Linked DNA regions of Homo sapiens: all the other regions are linked to region 1. Evidence: read pairs that join two places in POLR2A ChIA-PET (ENCODE). Cell type or tissue: OCI-LY7. All regions are shown on one strand. Links, peaks and the distances in the headings refer to the core of each region. The heading gives the core; the rest is flanking DNA.

Region 1 (5,604 bases), core at 373-5,372:
TTTATGTGACTTACAAATGTCACACTAGGACTTGGAGAAGTGTTGGTTCTGTCATGTTTGTGTTGTTCATTTTATTCATTTGTGATTGTATTGTTGGTATTGTCTTCAGTCTGAGGTTTCTTTGTGGAAATCTTTTAAGCTACTTCTCTGTATTTTGGATGTTACATACAAACTAATGTACTACAAGGCACTGAAAGTGATGAAAGACTGAGGACCACTGGCTGTGCTTGGATGGCTCTTTTCCCTCCAATTCTTTCTGTACCATGTGATCTCATGCTCTGACATCAGATTGAGTGAGGCCACCAATGTCAACCTGTGTATTAAATATTAATAGATTAGTGTCTTTCTGGCTTTCTTTTGGTGGGGTGGATAAAAATCATAAAATAAAAGTACTAACATTTCTCCCCCACCACATCCCAAGGCTCATCTTTGCTTTGTTTTGTTTTGTTTTAGTTTGTTTTGAGACGGATTCTGCTCTGTTGCCCAGGCTGGAGTGCAATGCCCTGATCTTGGCTCACTGCAACCTCCGCCTCCCAGGTTCAAGCAATTCTCCTACCTCAGCCTCCTGAGTAGCTAGGACTTCAGGCGTGTGCCACCATGCTGGCTAATTTTTTGTATTTTTAGTAGAAATGGGGTTTCACCACATTGGCCAGGTTGATCTCAAACTCCGGACCTCAGGTGATCTTCCTGCCTCGGCCTCCCAAAGTACTGGGATTACAGGTGTGAGCCGCTGTGCCCAGCCCAAGGCTCATCTTTAAAGACCACTGTTTTAGAGCAGGGGTTGGCAAAGTACTGGCTGTTTTTATAAAAGTGTCATTAGGACACAGCAACACACCTTTGGTTATGTATTATCTTGGCTGCTTTTGTGCTACCATTGCAGAGTTGGGCACATGCAACACACGATGTGATCGTCAAAGCCCAAACTATTTACTATATGCCCCTTTACAGAAGGTCACCACTGTTGTTTTAGAAAATAAATGGAGCTTGAGGGTGCTTAGCATCAACTCACTTGTTCCCTCATGCAGGGGCAGGCAATATGCAGTACAAAGTCATCCAGGGAATTCTGGGAGAACAAAGTTCTGTGTCTGCCTTGGGAGTGAAATTCTGGCCTGGGGCTTTGATTCTCCCAGACTGTATCCTAGAACCCAGTTACAACTTGAACTTTAAGGGAACCAATAGCAATATGGCAATGCAAGTAACTGGGTGGATCTGAACCAGGGCATCTTATATGGCTGATGGAACACATCCTTCTCCTTTCTTTCGACTATGTATATCCTAAACCATAATCCAAAAGCTCGTACTCCTTTCTTTTCTCAGAGCCCTTGTCCTCAACTCTTCTTCCCTTTGGATTGCTCTTCTCAAAGATCTTGGCTTGACTGGCACCTTCTCATTTAAGCTCAGCTTAAATGCCAACTCTATAGAGAGACCTTTCTGGATACCTAGTCTAAGGTGGTCCCAATGACAGCCCCATTACTCTCTATCTTATGTTCTGTATTATTTTTTTCCTTATATTTATCAATATCTGAAATTATTTTATTTATGCCTATTTATTATCTTCTAGATAACAAACTACTAGAATGCAAGAACCAGAAGAAGAAAGACCTTGTCTGTCTCATTCGTAACTGTATTTCCAGGGCTTAAAAATAGTGCCTGATCCAAAGTTTGAATATTTGAGAATGAACAAGAGGAATGCCTGATATTATTTTGTGTCTGGCTGTAGAATGGGTGTTGCATCCTGGGTCATAAATCATACAATTGGCTTGGAAAAGGTCTGGCCTGAATAAAACGTGTTGCTTTTATTTTCCACGCTCTGGATTCGTCACCAGTATCAATTAGACCAGTGTTTAACCCATGCAATGATGTTCTTTTTGAAAATTGTAATGATGGTCTATTTGCTTATTCCTGTAATTCCTATTTAGTTTGTCCTTTATTCTTTAATGCTACTTCTTCCTTCTCCGTCTCCTAACCTCCTCAGTCTTCTGTTCTTTTATTACGGTTTATAGATGATCTTTTGTGTCTTGGGTAGGAATGTTTGCTTTATCTCTCTCGGCGAACACATTTTTTTTCATTTGCTGCCTCTGCCGATTATTCCACAGTGACTCATTTCCCTATGTGGCTTGTCATCTTTGCGCATGAGCTCATCTTCAGTGGGGATTAATTTTCTGGGGTGACATGGGATCCCGACCGTGCTCTTGTCTAGATATTCTTGTTTTCCATTTGCTCTTCTGTGGGGCCCAGAGGTTTCCTTGGTTCTGTACCAGTTTTCTTTTTAATTTTTAAATTAAAGTTTACCATCTTAACAATTTTTTGTTTTTGAAACAGGGTCTTGCTCTGTCACCCAGGCTGGAGTGCAGTGGCACAATCATAGCTTATTGCTCCTTCAAAGTCTCTGGGCTCCAGCAGTCCTCCCACCTTGGCCTCCCAAAGTGTTGGGATTACAAGTATGAGCCACTGCACCTCGCTCAACTTAAAAATTTTTAAGTGTATAGTAATGTTCAGTAGCATTAAGTATATTCATGGTATTATGCAATCAATTTGCAAAACTTTTTCATCTTAGAAAATGGAAACTTTATACCCTTTAAACAGTGACTCCCTGTTTTCCCCTCTCCCCAGCCCCTAGCCACCACCATTCTGCCTTCTGTCTCTATGAGCTTTAACTACTCCAGTTACCTCATATAAGTGGAATCACACAGTATTTGTCGTTTTGTACCTGGCCTATTTCAGTTAGCATAATGTCCTCAAAGTTCATCCATGTGACAGCATGTGACAGAATCTTCCTCCTTTTTGAGGCTGAATAATATTTCTTGTATGTATATACCACATTTTATTGATCAGTTCACCCACTGATGGACACCTGAGTACTTGTGTCTACCACCTTTTGGCTATTGTGAATAATGCTGCTATGAACATCGGTGTTCAAACATTTATTTGAGACCCTGCTTTCAATTGTTTTGGATATGTTTACAGAAGTGGGATTGCTGGATCAGTGCCTGTCTTAATTTCTTGGTTGGGGTTCTCTCCTCATGTAGGTAATACAGATGTGAACACCACACATGTGTGTAGCAGGCACTGGCTTCAGCTTCCTATGGGTGAGGCTTCCTACCCCTTGCACTATGGCAAGCTCCCTTGCTGATTCTCTAAACCAAGGCACCGACTTTCTAAGCTCAGTGTCACCACCTAGGCACAGCTTCATGGCTTCCAGTTTAAACAGGAGTTTCGTTTCAGCTTTTCTGTCTTGTACAGGCCCAAGGCCTCATCTCCTTTTGCTGTACAGGCGTTAAAACTTGAGTCCCACGCCTGTTAGGCCTGTATCTGTTTACAACGCCCCTGTCATCTGTTTGGCTTCAGCTTGCACTCACCTCTTTTTCTTTGAGTTGTTCTTTTTTCCTGACATCAGGGAATTTTCTTTCCTTGCTTTTGAGTATGCATTAAAAAATAGTTTATTCAGCATTTTCAGTGTTTGGGGTGTGTGTGTGTGTGTGTGTGTGTGTGTGTGTGTGTATGTGTACGTACTTTCAGTTCTGTTTGAGCTGTGGTGCCAATAGATATTTATTTGTTCATTCAAGATTTTCTGACCGTTTATAGCCTACACAATGATAAGCCTAAGATGACTAAATAGTAATCTTCTGAACTCTTGTAACTCGGGAAGATGTTAAATCATAATACACTAACAGGCAAGATATAGATGTTGCTGTGCAATTGTGGCAGTGGAATCCATTTTTAGCTTGAATCCCAAACAGAAAGGTTGTCTTCCTACTAAAGCTGCACAATGAGCCCCTCCTCAAGCCGTGCCCTTGTGAAACCAGGTTCAGAGTACAGAGACCCGCGGGACCAGAGCTCTGAGCAATGAGGTTGCAGACAAGACCTGGAGCCACACACACCAGAAGAAAGGGGAGTCTTCCTGTGTCAATCAGCAAGAACAGGCAGGCATTTTTGCAACACGCATTATAAAATAGCCTACGTTGCAGAGACGTGGCCTTGTTAATTACTATTTAATATACATGTAACAAGCATATCAGCAAAGATCAATAATTTTCTGCAGATAAGAAAAAGGCCAGTGAGACTTTCGCTGGTGTTATTTTTGTCTGCGTCTATTGGTTTCAGTGTTGCCAGCTTCTTCCTTTCCAAATCCAGGCTATATGAGACAGAAAGAAAACCCAGAGAACTCAACACTCTCATTGTTTGAGTCCCAAGTCCCCCATTCAGTCTACCTCCTTCCATCCACCTTTCAAAGTCTTCTTATGTTTGATTTATATACATATATAATGTCTAGGGTTTTTAGTTGCAATTAGTGGGAGAAATAGGAGAAGTACACCCTATCTTCTTGGTGGATGATTTTTTTAAAAAAAATAAACTTGTGTTATTTTACTGCAATCATTACATTACTATATGCTTATTAACATCTTTATAATATAGAAATGATGAAATTGAGAGTAACAATTGGGCTGGGTAAGATTGTGAAGTAGGTGAAAGAAACAAACACAGTTCAGGCAAGAATATGGGATTAGCAAAGCTGCTTTTTATTTCACTATAACTTTAGACACTTTGTGTTCACATTTTTTTTCTGCAACAAAAATTTTCTTTTCTTTTCTTTTTTTTTGAGACAGAGCCTTACTCTATCACCCAGTCCGGAGTACAGTGGCGTGATCTTGACTCACTGCAACCTCTGCCTCCTGGGTTCAAGTGATTCTCATGCCTCAGCCTCCTGAGTAGCTAGAATTACAGGCACCTGCCACCACGCCCGGCTAATTTTTGTATTTTTAGTAGAGAGGTGGTTTCGCCATGTTGGCCAGGCTGATCTCAAACTCCTGGCCTCAAGTGATCCACCCGCCTTGGCCTCCCAAAGTGCTGGGATTACAGGCAAAAATTTTCAGTTTTATAAAGAAAGATGAATAGAGATGAACTTTCTTTTAAGAAAACCTGTTAAGTGTGAACCCGGGCGGTGGAGCTCGCAGTGAGCCGAGATTACGTCACTGCACTCTAGCCTGGGCGACAGAGCGAGACTCCGTTTCAAAAAAAAAAACAAACGACAAAAAAAAGAAAACCTGTTACGTGTAGATTTGAATTTACAAAGTGGATAGATAAGGATGTGATTCTGAGTTTTACTCCGAGTCACCCCAAATTTTTCAGGAACTCAAGTGTTATATAAAGTTAACTCAGAACAATTTTACTTGATTATCACTCTGGGATTCTTGGCATGAGTAGAATTCACGTCAATAAGTACAGTAAAGCCCTGTTTTGAAAGTGCTTTGCTATCACAGATTATATTACAGTAGGGTCAAATCATTTTCCACGTATAATCCCTGATATATGACTTGAGTAAAACAACGCATGAGGCAAATATTGTTCTTGCATTCTGATACCAGTGTCACAATAGGGTTCTACTGAATTATTAGTAAAAACATGTTCAGTGAGATTTCTTGCCCTGGATGTAAACTTCAGCCAGGCACTGATGCTTTTCCCATTAGCATCATTATGCTGAACGTTACTGTAATGGTATTCTACTGTCACACAACACTGGGGTCTAAATGAGTTTTTCCTAAAACAGGCCTATTCACAAGGTGAGCCTGGCCATCTCACACCATTTCTTTCATGCCTCTGTTT
Region 2 (5,604 bases), core at 290-5,289, 430 kb before region 1:
TCAAATTCAACAAATGCAGTACTCCCGCAAAAGTCAAACTTAAAACCATGCATTTTTCTTATTTTCTGTTATGATTCATAGACTCACTTAGATAAGAGGTTTCCAAAATGAGTTTTCATTTTTGTACAGGGGCAGCTGGTCACTTAATACCTCAAGTGCTAGCACTCAAGTGCAATTTTACATAATAATTTTTTCCAAGAGCATATAACCACTTTATAATATGTTACTTCAAAAACTACTCAAAAGGAGGTGGTCATCAACCTATTCAGGGTCTCAGAAAGAAACTTCCAATGCCAATAATAATAACCATGATGATAAAGAAAATAGTATCAATAAGGACTTGAATGAGCACTGGACACCCAGTGTGTTTTACACTCAACCATACTACCTCTCCACAAGAGCCATTCTTACACCACGCCATGATGTTACTATACCTCACCTTTATAAATAATTACCCTGTTCCCTGGAGCACGTTCCCAGACCCTAGAGTAGGATAAAAAGTTTCCTCTGATGATCACTTCACTCCACTATAAAGAGTCTCAAAGACAGCATAAAATAAGACATGGGACTCCCAAAGGCACAAGAATAAAATTCACATTTCCTTTGCACTGTAATACCTTTGAACAAGGGAGAGACCAAAAGAACTTGACTCACTAGCCCATCATATTGCCTAATTCCTCTTTATCCAAGTAAATTATATATCCAAACAAGTAAAGCTGGACTTAAACTCTGATCAATAATCTGTAAATTGGCCGGGCATGGTGTCTCATGCCTGTAATCCTAGCACTTTGGGAGGCCGAGGTGGGCGGATCATCTGAGCTCGGGAGTTCGAGATCAGCCTGGCCAACATGGTGAAACCCCATCTCTACTAAAAATAAAAATTAGCCCCGTGTGGTGAGGCACACCTGTAATCCCAGCTACTCAGGAGGCTGAGGCACGAGAATTGCTTGAACCCCGGAGGCTGAGGTTGCAGTGAGCTGAGAGTGTGCACCACTTAGTTCCAGCCTGGGTGACAGAGTGAGACTCTGTCTCAAACAAACCAACAAACAAACAAACAAAAAACAATCTGAAAATCTCTGGAAGGTGCTGTGAAGCCTTCTTGCTACATCTTATTCTAATCCTCTAATGAAACCTGCTTCTCAAAGGCATGCAATCAATGTTCAAGTTTTCTTTTTGATATTTGTATGGTATCATAACAGTCTTCTTTTTGTTTTGGGGGATGGGGATGATTACAATAGAATTCGGGCTCTGGAACCAGACAGCTGCTGGTCAGTTTCACTCACTCGGAGGACTTGGGCAAAGGCCTGAGCCACAGTCAAACCCTACCGGCCTCCACTCCACTTGTGTGTGTAGCATGTGGATAATAAATAATGAACTCACAGTGTTGAGAGAGTTAACTGAGTTGCTGTAGATAAAGCAGCACTAAGCATGATCTGTCTGGCACCAAGATCTGTGCTCGTTAAATACTTACTGTGATAAAGGTGTTGAATAATAACATGGCAGCTAACTCCTCCAGCAGGAATTGTGGGGTAAGAGCAGTGTAAACTCAGGTCCTGGTGCAATCATTTCTTCACCTAACCTTAAGCAAGTTACCTAAGTTCACTGAGAATACTTAATTTCACCACCCCCCAAATAGAGAAAATAACATTTATGCCACAGTGAGAATTAAATGCAATCGTGAATCTGAAACATTAAGCATACAATAAGTGCTCAATAAGCAGTCGCTATGTATAAATACATACATCCACATATTAACACAGTTCTGACACATACTGTTTTTAAACACTGCTTATAAGGTAAAATACATTTTGAGTAAAGAATGTGTAAATGACTTGTAGAAAAATATCTCACTTAAAAGATGGGGTGCATAGGGCCAGGCGCGGTGGCTCACATCTGTAATCCTAGCACTTTGGGAGGCTGAGGCAGGCAGATCACCTGAGGTCAGGAGTTTGAGGCCAGCCTGGCCAACACGGTGAAACCCTGTCTCTACTAAAACTACAAAAATTTAGGCAGGTGTTGTGGTGTACATCTGTAATTCCAGCTATTCAGGAGGCTGGGGCAGGAGAATTCCCTGAACCCAGGAGGCGGAGGTTGCAGTGAGCCGAGATTGTACCACTGCACTCCAGCCAGAGCGACAGAGTGAGGCTGTGTCTCCAAAAAAAAAAAAAAAAAGATGGGGTGAATAAATACTAGTGGCATAAATGTATCCCATTCTTTATCAAATATTTATCAGATAATTATGTATTAGGCAAAGAGTTATATTAACAATCAATATTATACTAAGCAAATGGCCTTTGGCACTTCTTTAAAGTATATAAACACTACACACCAAAGACAGCACTGACTAGAGAAGGGAACCAGCCCAGGTTGTAAAGCCTTGGTTCAAGTCTTTGCTGTAGTACTTCCCAGTGGTGTGACATTGGGCAAGTGATTTAACATCTCTAAGCCTCAGTTTCTTCACCTATAAAATGGATCTCTGTCTCAAAGAGGCTGAGAGAACTGAATGAGTTAATAAAGAATCCACTTAATATATGTTAGTGATTATTTTGATTTTTGTTTTATAATATCACATAGTATTAAGATAATTTAAAACAGGAAATAAGAAAACTGGACATTGTAACAGCAATAAGTTAGAAATCATCTAAATCTGTTTAGTAGCGAGCAATTTAAAAGTATATAGAAATTATTAAAAATGTATGTCATATTAATATAAACAGTACAATTTTATTGAAAAGATTGAACGAAAATCAAGTAACAACAGAAAATAAACATTATAAAGATTATATGAGCATGCAGGCTTATTTATACATACAAAATACACTTGTATATACGTGCCTTTTTAAATGCCTAACAGGTATAGACTGGTGCTGAATAAAATATTAACAGTAGTTATTTGAGGTGATCAGATTTGGGAGGATTTTCACTTCCTTCTTTGTACTTGAGAATTTACCAACTGTATAAATGCTGAAGCTTTTTTTGTAAAGGAAATAAAACAAAAGGGGACCCTGGAGATTTTAACACATAGCTACAGCACAACTGAATGAAGAGAAGATTAACTTATGCCCACTCGAAGGTGAACAACAAATCCTATTTAAAAGATGGGAAACAGATGAATAGCAGTAGCATGAAATCACATTAGTATTTTCAGAATAGATGTTAAAACTTAATGAAGACATATACAATAAGGAAATGATAAGATCAAGTTGGACAAAGAAAAAATTCTGCTCATATGCATACTTTGCACATTTGATCAACCTAATATTTTTACTAAGATTTTCTTTATGGTCCCCATTTAGCAAGTCTGTAAATACCTGAATAAGATAGCTGAGGAAAACTTCTGAAAAATCCGATTTTGGGTAAGTGGGAAAAAGCAAAAGTCTAAAGTCAGATTTTCATAGCATGGCCTTTTGATAATAACAGCCCCAGTCTAACAACCCAACCTTCCCCAAAAGACGAACAAATAAATTCAGACATAGGAACTTCTAGTTAAATGGGTCACAGAAGCTGGCATCTTGAACCTGAAGATTCTCAGAAGAAACAGAAGTCACATGCCTATCAATAATTTACACAGACTTTAAAATAAATTGTTATTCTTTCACTGCTGGCAACTTTGTGGAATAGGACCAATTATCAGGAAACAATGAATACCACTGCTTCAGGTACAGGTAGCGCCTGTGCCCGGAATAACTCCTCAACAATCTTGTCAATGGTCTCCTTCTAAGAGTTACATGCTTAATGTTTGTTTGTTTTGTTGTTGTATTTTTTTTCCTTTCAAAGATAATTATAATTTTTAAGACAATTATTTGTGAACTGATGCTTTTAAAGTTCCTGTTTCATTTGGAAATTGTAGAAGTCTTAAAGTAATGAAATGGAGAGGAAAGAGTATCCTAAAACTATAACCTGCAGTCCATTTGTCCTACTGAGCTCACTTTTTGCTCTTAGGATGTGTCACCACGTGAGATTGTTTAGGAGCACCACGGCAGTCCATCAGTCTGCAGAGTGTGATGGGACCTTCCAAGGTGTGCCCTTGTGTGGAGTGCACCTGCCTCTTCTTGCCTTCTGCATCCTGTCCTCTTCTGAATTTTTCTCAACACTGCTAAGTAGATAAGACATTGTACTAAGGATAAAATGAATTTTGGCTTTGAGAATAAAAGCAGCATCTTTAAAAATAAACATACGAAGACTGGTAAATGTTACTTAGAAATTAAATAAAAGAAGAGTGAAGGAAAAAAATGTAAAGCTAAGAGGAGCACAGCAATCTGCTCCGAGCTGCACGAGTGCCAGTTTGTGGGCCCCAGGGCTCGGCAGGATTTCTCTGTACAGTGCCAAACTCCAACAATATTGTTATGGTTAGAAAGGAATTTCTCACAAGAGCTAACAAAGGCAGAAGGTCATAAATAAACCCAGCAGGATTGCCTTGTCAGTTCTCATTATTAGCGCTGCAGGCATTTGCTTTTCTATGGGCTTCTTACAGGTTCATTTAAGTGTAAGAGTTCCTCCTCAAAAATTCACATGCTCGTAAATAAAACTGTTCCTAATCTAGCAATGTAAAATACTTGAAAACTAAGAAAATAAGTAAGTAAATAAACACATAAAGGCCAGGAGACCTGCAAAGGGCAAGGGATACTGCCGCATGCTCCAGAACTTCATACCTGAACTCCTGGCCTGATTGACTACCCTTAGCACTGACCACAAGAATTGTCTGAAGAATTATATCTGGGCAGGAAACGATGCTGAGCTCCTAAACTGATGCTGACATATGTTATAAACTGAGCAAAGCACAGCTGTGTGATCATTACTGTAATTATGAAGTGACATTTAGTGTTAACTTTTATTGAAGATTTTTAACTAGTAACAAAAAAGGAGGTGTCAGTATACTAGCAATAGGAAGAGATGTTGATATTTAGCAATTTAGAATATCAAAACTTACAATAATTCCAATATAGATTTTTATTCAAAGGAGAAAAGATCTGAAGACCTGATTTCATGTACTACTAACCAAAAAATATATTTATTAGCAATAAGAGAAATATATTTTATCTTTCTTTAAAAAAAAAAGAAAAAAACAAAATGAACAATTTAAGGTAACACAGCTTATTATTCTTTAAAAAATAAGAGAAACACATTGGAAAACAAAATAGAAAAAAAATGATCAGTAGTGTCACTATTCAGAGCTTACTAAATTGTAACATTTTGCCATATTTCCTTCTAGTCTTTTTTCTTAGGTATAGGCAACAACATATCTTTAAGCATAATATGTATGCAAAAACAGATATGATATCAACTGACCTACTGGCTATCCTCTATCAGGAAAAATGAATTACATCATGCCTTTTAAGAGAACAACTACAATTTCCAAGGAGAAACGTTATTCGTATAGGCTAGGACGCTGGAATGCCGCTTCATGTAGTTACCTAGTCAGTCCTAGAAGCTGAACTGTTAAGTACTGTTATGTTACAAAGAAAGGTATGTTTGCGGGATTCCTTTCCACTAGCTTGCAACCTCTCATTACCTACCACTCATGATCATTAGTGTCAAGCTGATACTGATTCTTCACAGGAAAAAGGCTCCAGGTTTGCTTTAGGCACTGGCAATTGGTCTATG
Region 3 (5,604 bases), core at 290-5,289, 920 kb before region 1:
TCTTCTGCCTGATTATCCAACCAAAGCCCCCGCCCTGCCCCAACTATGAGTGAGCAGGCACCAGCTGTGACCACCATGCAAGAACAGTTCTAACTGAAGAATGTGAGGTTGGATTTTTTTAAAAATCTGGTCAGCAGAAAAGGAGTTTCTCAATTCTTTTGTCAATTTCACTAAGGAGAAATACGATTCTGAGACATTCTTTGAATTTCCAGCCCAGTTTCCTCTCTGCAAGGGCCCTGACATCCTCAGAGTGAAACCTGGTAGGCTTTTGCTTTCTGTCTGGCCCTTGGGGTTGGTCTGCAGACAGGGGTTCCCCCTTAGGGAGCCACTCAGAATGGCTAGATTTGGGGATGACTGAATTCAGCCTGAAGCCTATGAGCCCACCAGAGCACACTGTTTCGCTTCCATGCAGCTTCTAGAAAAGTCCCAGAACTGCAATGCAACTGCAATGCAACCTCACTCACCGCAGCCCCACAGCCTCAACTAACTAACCTAGAAGTCTGGCCTTAGAGTTCCCCGGGTGTTTGAGGTCTGGACATCTGCAATCCGTGACTTGTGCCTCTGGTCCTAGTTCGCACTTAGTCCTGTTCAGTGCCCACCGCATGCCCCTGCTGGCTGGGGACACACTCCAATCTTTTTTACATCCTATGTAAAGAAGTGACCAGCTTTGTTCTGGATACACACAGTGTGGATACACGGAGCTGCTGGGGCTGGCAAGTGCTTGCCATGGGGTCTCTCTAATAAGCACCACCTGAGAACCAGGTATTGGAGGCATAAGAGCACACACTCCCACTTTCAACAGAGAAATTCCACTCCGGGAAGGGGGAAGAAACAAAACAGCCTCCCCCAAGTCAGAGCAGGGCAAGGCAGAAACCAGCCACTCCTGGGTGATCTCACATCACCCGGACCTGCTCCGGCTCCTCTTCTGGCTTGGAGCTGGGGAAGAGGCACGCTTAACGCCCAGGCAGGCCAAGCTCGGGCAGGGGCCTTTCCAGGAAGCATTGCTAAGCGGTGGCCGTGGTGTTTCCTGGGAGGGCAGGCCTGGCCAGTACTTCTGCCATCCAGGCCCTTGAGTCAACCTGGCTGCCTTCCCCTCCAGCCTCCAGGCTTGTAGTGGGAGCAAGGACTCTGCCTTAGTTACCACCTCCAGGAGTCCAGCCCAGCTCCGGGTGCCTGGGAGACACTAGGCCCTTGTGGAGCCGGCTTCTTACCGCAGGAAGACCATGAACCCTACATCCACATGGCCCCAGCCTCCATGCCGCCTTGCTCCCTTTCACCTCCTGGGCAGCCTCTTGTCAGGAATGCACAGCTCTTGCAGGGCAGGGGTGGGGTTGGGGAGTTCTAGGTTCTTCCTTGACCTGGGCACAGTGGGTGCTTGGGGGGCGGTGGGAGGCGGGAGGGAACCGTTGTCCTGAGCAGCTTCCTAGCTGACACAACCTCCATTTTCTGAGGAGGCTGCCCCTCTCCACAGCACTACACTTCACACACATAAAACGCTCCCTATATATGTGAGGATATTTTAAGTCAGTGACTCTCAAACATTACTGTGCTAGATGCAGATTCCCAGGTCCTGTCTCCAACAGACTCTGGGTGGTGAGCTCAGGACTGGGCCTGGAACCTGCCTGCGAATGAGCTGCTCAGGTGGCTCATCGAGTGTCTGCTGACCTCAGCGAGAGGCAGCAGCTTAGGGTCCCCTCCCTCTCTGTACCTGGAGAAGTGGTAGTCTTCACAGACCCTCTCGGGAGCCCCCACCCCAAATCTGCCTAGAGAATCGCATGGAGAGCCCAGCAGCAGCCCTGGCCCCACCAACAGAAAATGAGGGGCCAGCCAGGGACAGCGGAACAAGGCAGAGACCCCTCGCCACGCTCACAGAGCTTCTGGCCCAGGAGTCCCAGCGTCCACCCTGGGAGCTTCTGCAGCGCCTTCTCTGAGGCTGCACCAGCTGTTCTCACGGCTAAACCCCAGTTGGGCATCCCTGGTCCCCACTTCTGCCCTTCATTGCCCAGGGCTGTGGGTGTTGTGGTCACAGATGGACTGACTTATAGGCCCTTCCTCTCTCTTCTCATGGTTGCCAACCAGGCTACTGCAGGTCCCCACAGCCCCTACGCCCCCAGGCTGCAGCTGCTCCGTCTGACTGCCCCACACATGTTTTCTGGATACCTTCAAGCTGCATCTTCTGCCCCTTCCCTGTGAAAAGCTGTGTGAGTTGAGGAACTGAAATCATTTTGTTTATATGTTATAAACACCCAGGTTTCTCACTGAACCCACAAAAACCTCAGATACTAAGGGAAAAAAAGTATCTAACCCTCTGAGAACATCTATGTATTCTGCGTTTAACTTTTAAATTCAGGGCCCAGCACAGTGGCTCACACCTGTAATCCCAGCACTTTGGGAGGCCAACATGGTGAAAACCCCACTTATCTACAAAAAATACAAAAAATAGCCGGGTGTGGTGGTGCACACCTATAATCCCAGCTACTTGGGAGGTGGAGGCAGAATCACTTGAAACCAGGAGGTGGAGGTTAAAGTGAGCCATGATCACGCCACTGCACTCCAGGCTGGGTGACAACAGTGAAACTCCATCTCAAATAAATAAATAAATTCAACTCAACAATTCAAGAGGTCTGGGTGAGAGCACCTGCTCTGTGCCAGGTGTGCGTGTATAGTTTCTGTTTCCTAATTATAAACTGAGGGTGGCTGCTTTGTCATTTTTGTCCCCCATGTGTATCTGAGCGCCGGGACAGCAGGTCTCACATGCGCGCCCGTCGGACACTCTACCTGCTGAGTCAGAATTTCCAGGGGAAGGTGCTCACTTGTATATGTATACATTTTATTACTGAAAATAATACACACGGTAAGAAAAAAAGCAAGCAGGTAAACATTTCCAACCTCCACGGGATTCTATTCTGCACTACGATGGCAGCCTTCAGCCTAGACCGTGTCCTGGCACGTGCCAGCTGCTCAGCAGGTGTTTGATGAAAACTCAGCATGGCCTCTGAGCTTTGTCCCTGGCCCTGACCCCAGCAAGGCATGCTTCTTCCACACACGGGATAGATTGTTTTCAATGAAGCAGAGTGAATGTCGTTCTCAGGTGTAGTTGCAAGAAGCCACACTCAGCAATGCTCTCTGAGGCGATTTCCAATAAAGGACCGCCTTGCACAGGGCAGCTAACACCCCCACGCTCTGAGGACCTGGGCTCCCCGAAATGTCCTTCTGCACTCTGCATTTAAATGCTGACTATTTTTTGGTTTTAGTTTCTTATGGGCTTCCATTCCAAACAACTCATTACAGTCTTGTTCAATTTCTTCTTTCTCATGTTCTAGTGGGTTCGTGATTAGACACGCCACGCCTCATAATGTTGTGCTTGGATAAGCAATCTGCTATTTTCACAGCTTCTTCAGGTTAATGCATCCGTTCCTCATAATGCTTCTGTGAGTCAGGCAAGGCCGTGGGATCCCATTATCCAGATGAAAACACAAAGCCCCTAGAGAGAATTCGTGATTTGCCAAGGCCAAGGCAATGAGTAAGAAGTACTGCTTAATAAATGTTTGCTGAATGCATATCTATTAATGCTAGAGTTTATGTAATGACATTTACTGATTTTTTTTCTTCTAATTATAAAGGTAACACATGCTCATCATAGGGAATATCAGAAACGTACAGAGAAAAAAACTAAAATTACTTGCCAGTCCAATCACAAAAAAAAACTTGTTTATATTTCCTTATAATTCCTATATATATTAAGATCCCAATGTACATCCAATTTTGTATTTTGCATATTTTCATTGAAATTGTATAAGGATAACTTTTATAAGCCATTAGATATCTTTGATATCAATATTTTAAGACGTTCTAACAACGTGGCGTTTACAGAAGCAGATTGCAAAGGTGATTCACGAGGACGTGGTGGTTGGCCATCTCTCTGGGATAAGTGGTCTTCAGCCGGGCACCTGCTGCCCCACAGGCTTTTGAAGAAGGTGTACTGTAGCTGTTGTGTAGGCAACTGATGTGGCAACAGTCGGCCCCGCTTCCTGGCTGACACGCTCTTCTCCAGGACAGCTTTGCTCCCCAGCAAGTGCAGCAAAAATTCACTCCAGAATCAGTCACTTGCCTCTTTCCGTGGGCATGACTTTAGAGCCATTGGCTTTAGAGCTGAGTTGGCCACCACCCTGTGCCTGCATGAGTGGAAAGGTATAGTGTAATTCATCATAGACGTATAGTGTAATTCGTGTATCCATTTCCCTCCTGGTATGCATAGAAATTGCTTCTACTTCCTTTACACTATTATAAATAACTCTATCATGAACATCTTCATGTTTATTTTCAAGTAAGGTTTCTATTTTGCTCCCTGCAGCCCTGTCCATGGGGGCCTATTTCAACTTCTTTCACAGTGAATTTTTTCCATCATTTTATTATTTTGGTTCTTCATGTTTATTTCTAAAACTTGACACAATGTAGAAAGACAGCTCCTAATTCTCTCTCTGTAAATCCAGACGTTTCAGAGCTTTCCTTCCAGACTCTTTTCTGGACAAAACATTTATAATGGGTCCAACTCCAAAATAGTATTCATGACAACCTGGAGCTTGAAGTGGGGAAAAACAAAACAGTGAAAACAATGAATGGAGTATGTCTTTAACTGAGAATGAGAAGAAGTGCCAGGAAACATGAGCATGCTGTTATTCCAGGAAGATGCCCTTCAAGATGGCAGGGTGGCTGGGCTCTCCTTGGGAGACCTGAGGGCAGTTCCAGCTTGAGCGGATTCTTTCCACTCATGCAGGCACAGGGTGGTGGCCAACTCAGCTCTAAAGCCAATGGCTCTAAAGTCATGCCCACGGAAAGAGGCAAGTGACTGATTCTGGAGTGAATTTTTGCTGCACTTGCTGGGGAGCAAAGCTGTCCTGGAGAAGAGCGCGTCAGCCAGGAAGCGGGGCCGACTGTTGCCACATCAGCTGCCCACGCAATAGCTACAGTACACCTGCTTCAGAAGCCTGTGGGGCAGCAGGTTCCCGGCTAAAGCCCACTTGTCCCAGAGAGATGGCCGACCACCACATCCTCGTGAATCACCTTTGCAATCTGCTTCTGTAATCACCATCAGTCTCTCTGTAGTCATAATTGTCAAAGTGTGCAAATAGTTATTAAAATATTGATTAAAGAAAACCAACAACCATTTATCATCATGGAAGAGTGGTTGTTAACTGCTTTTATCTCGGCAGAGCTTCATGGGGAGCTTGAAAAAGCTCATTGTTTGTGTGTTTTGAGCTGTAAGAGTTGGGAAGTGTGATTAGACTCAAAGGGCTCACTTTCATTTGTATTAGAGAGCTGGGGGGAAATCCACCCTCCGAGGTTGGGGGCTGAGCAGCTGTGCCTGCAAGTCCTGCTTCCAGATGCTTCTCCCCTAGAAAGTTCCTACAGCAGGGAAGAGGAATCTCTGATCTACATTACTTGAACTTTGTTTTATTGTTTGTTTGCTTTTTTTTTTTTACCACCAAAGTTCACTTGGTGATTTTTGCAAAATGCCATCCCAATCATTTTTGTTTTAGTAATGACTCCTTACAACCACCCTGTGCACTGTCAAGTGGAAAAACAGAATCATAAGGGCCTGAA

The links. Peaks named below come from ENCODE experiments on the same cell type or tissue, not always from the same donor. Only the 100,000 strongest peaks of a DNase experiment are listed, where the experiment ranks them.
Region 2: POLR2A ChIA-PET joins it to region 1 with 5 read pairs; 1 of 35 experiments calls an interaction of 5 or more read pairs at or near these places.
Region 3: POLR2A ChIA-PET joins it to region 1 with 10 read pairs; 1 of 35 experiments calls an interaction of 5 or more read pairs at or near these places.

What each region holds. Positions count from the first base shown.
Region 1 is chr6:156,635,706-156,641,309 of GRCh38, reverse strand. No RefSeq gene overlaps it. Among named protein-coding and RNA genes, the nearest start is that of ARID1B, 140 kb to the left of the region's middle. In OCI-LY7, for the core only: CTCF peaks have their summits at 2,986 and 3,188; DNase peaks (open chromatin) are centred at 3,189, 3,839, 4,579 and 4,979; H3K4me3 peaks cover 2,590 bases; H3K27ac peaks cover 2,929 bases.
Region 2 is chr6:157,069,671-157,075,274 of GRCh38, reverse strand. All of the region lies in intron 4 of ARID1B (AT-rich interaction domain 1B), which reads right to left. Among named protein-coding and RNA genes, the nearest start is that of TMEM242, 250 kb to the left of the region's middle. In OCI-LY7, for the core only: no CTCF peak of the experiment used is centred there; a DNase peak (open chromatin) is centred at 2,974; H3K4me3 peaks cover 873 bases; H3K27ac peaks cover 758 bases.
Region 3 is chr6:157,558,661-157,564,264 of GRCh38, reverse strand. All of the region lies in intron 2 of ZDHHC14 (zDHHC palmitoyltransferase 14), which reads right to left. Among named protein-coding and RNA genes, the nearest start is that of MIR3692, 32 kb to the right of the region's middle. RefSeq lists enhancers at 2,088-2,167, 2,288-2,367, 1,477-2,450, 2,728-2,857. In OCI-LY7, for the core only: no CTCF peak of the experiment used is centred there; DNase peaks (open chromatin) are centred at 364, 2,184 and 2,644; H3K4me3 peaks cover 1,650 bases; H3K27ac peaks cover 3,422 bases.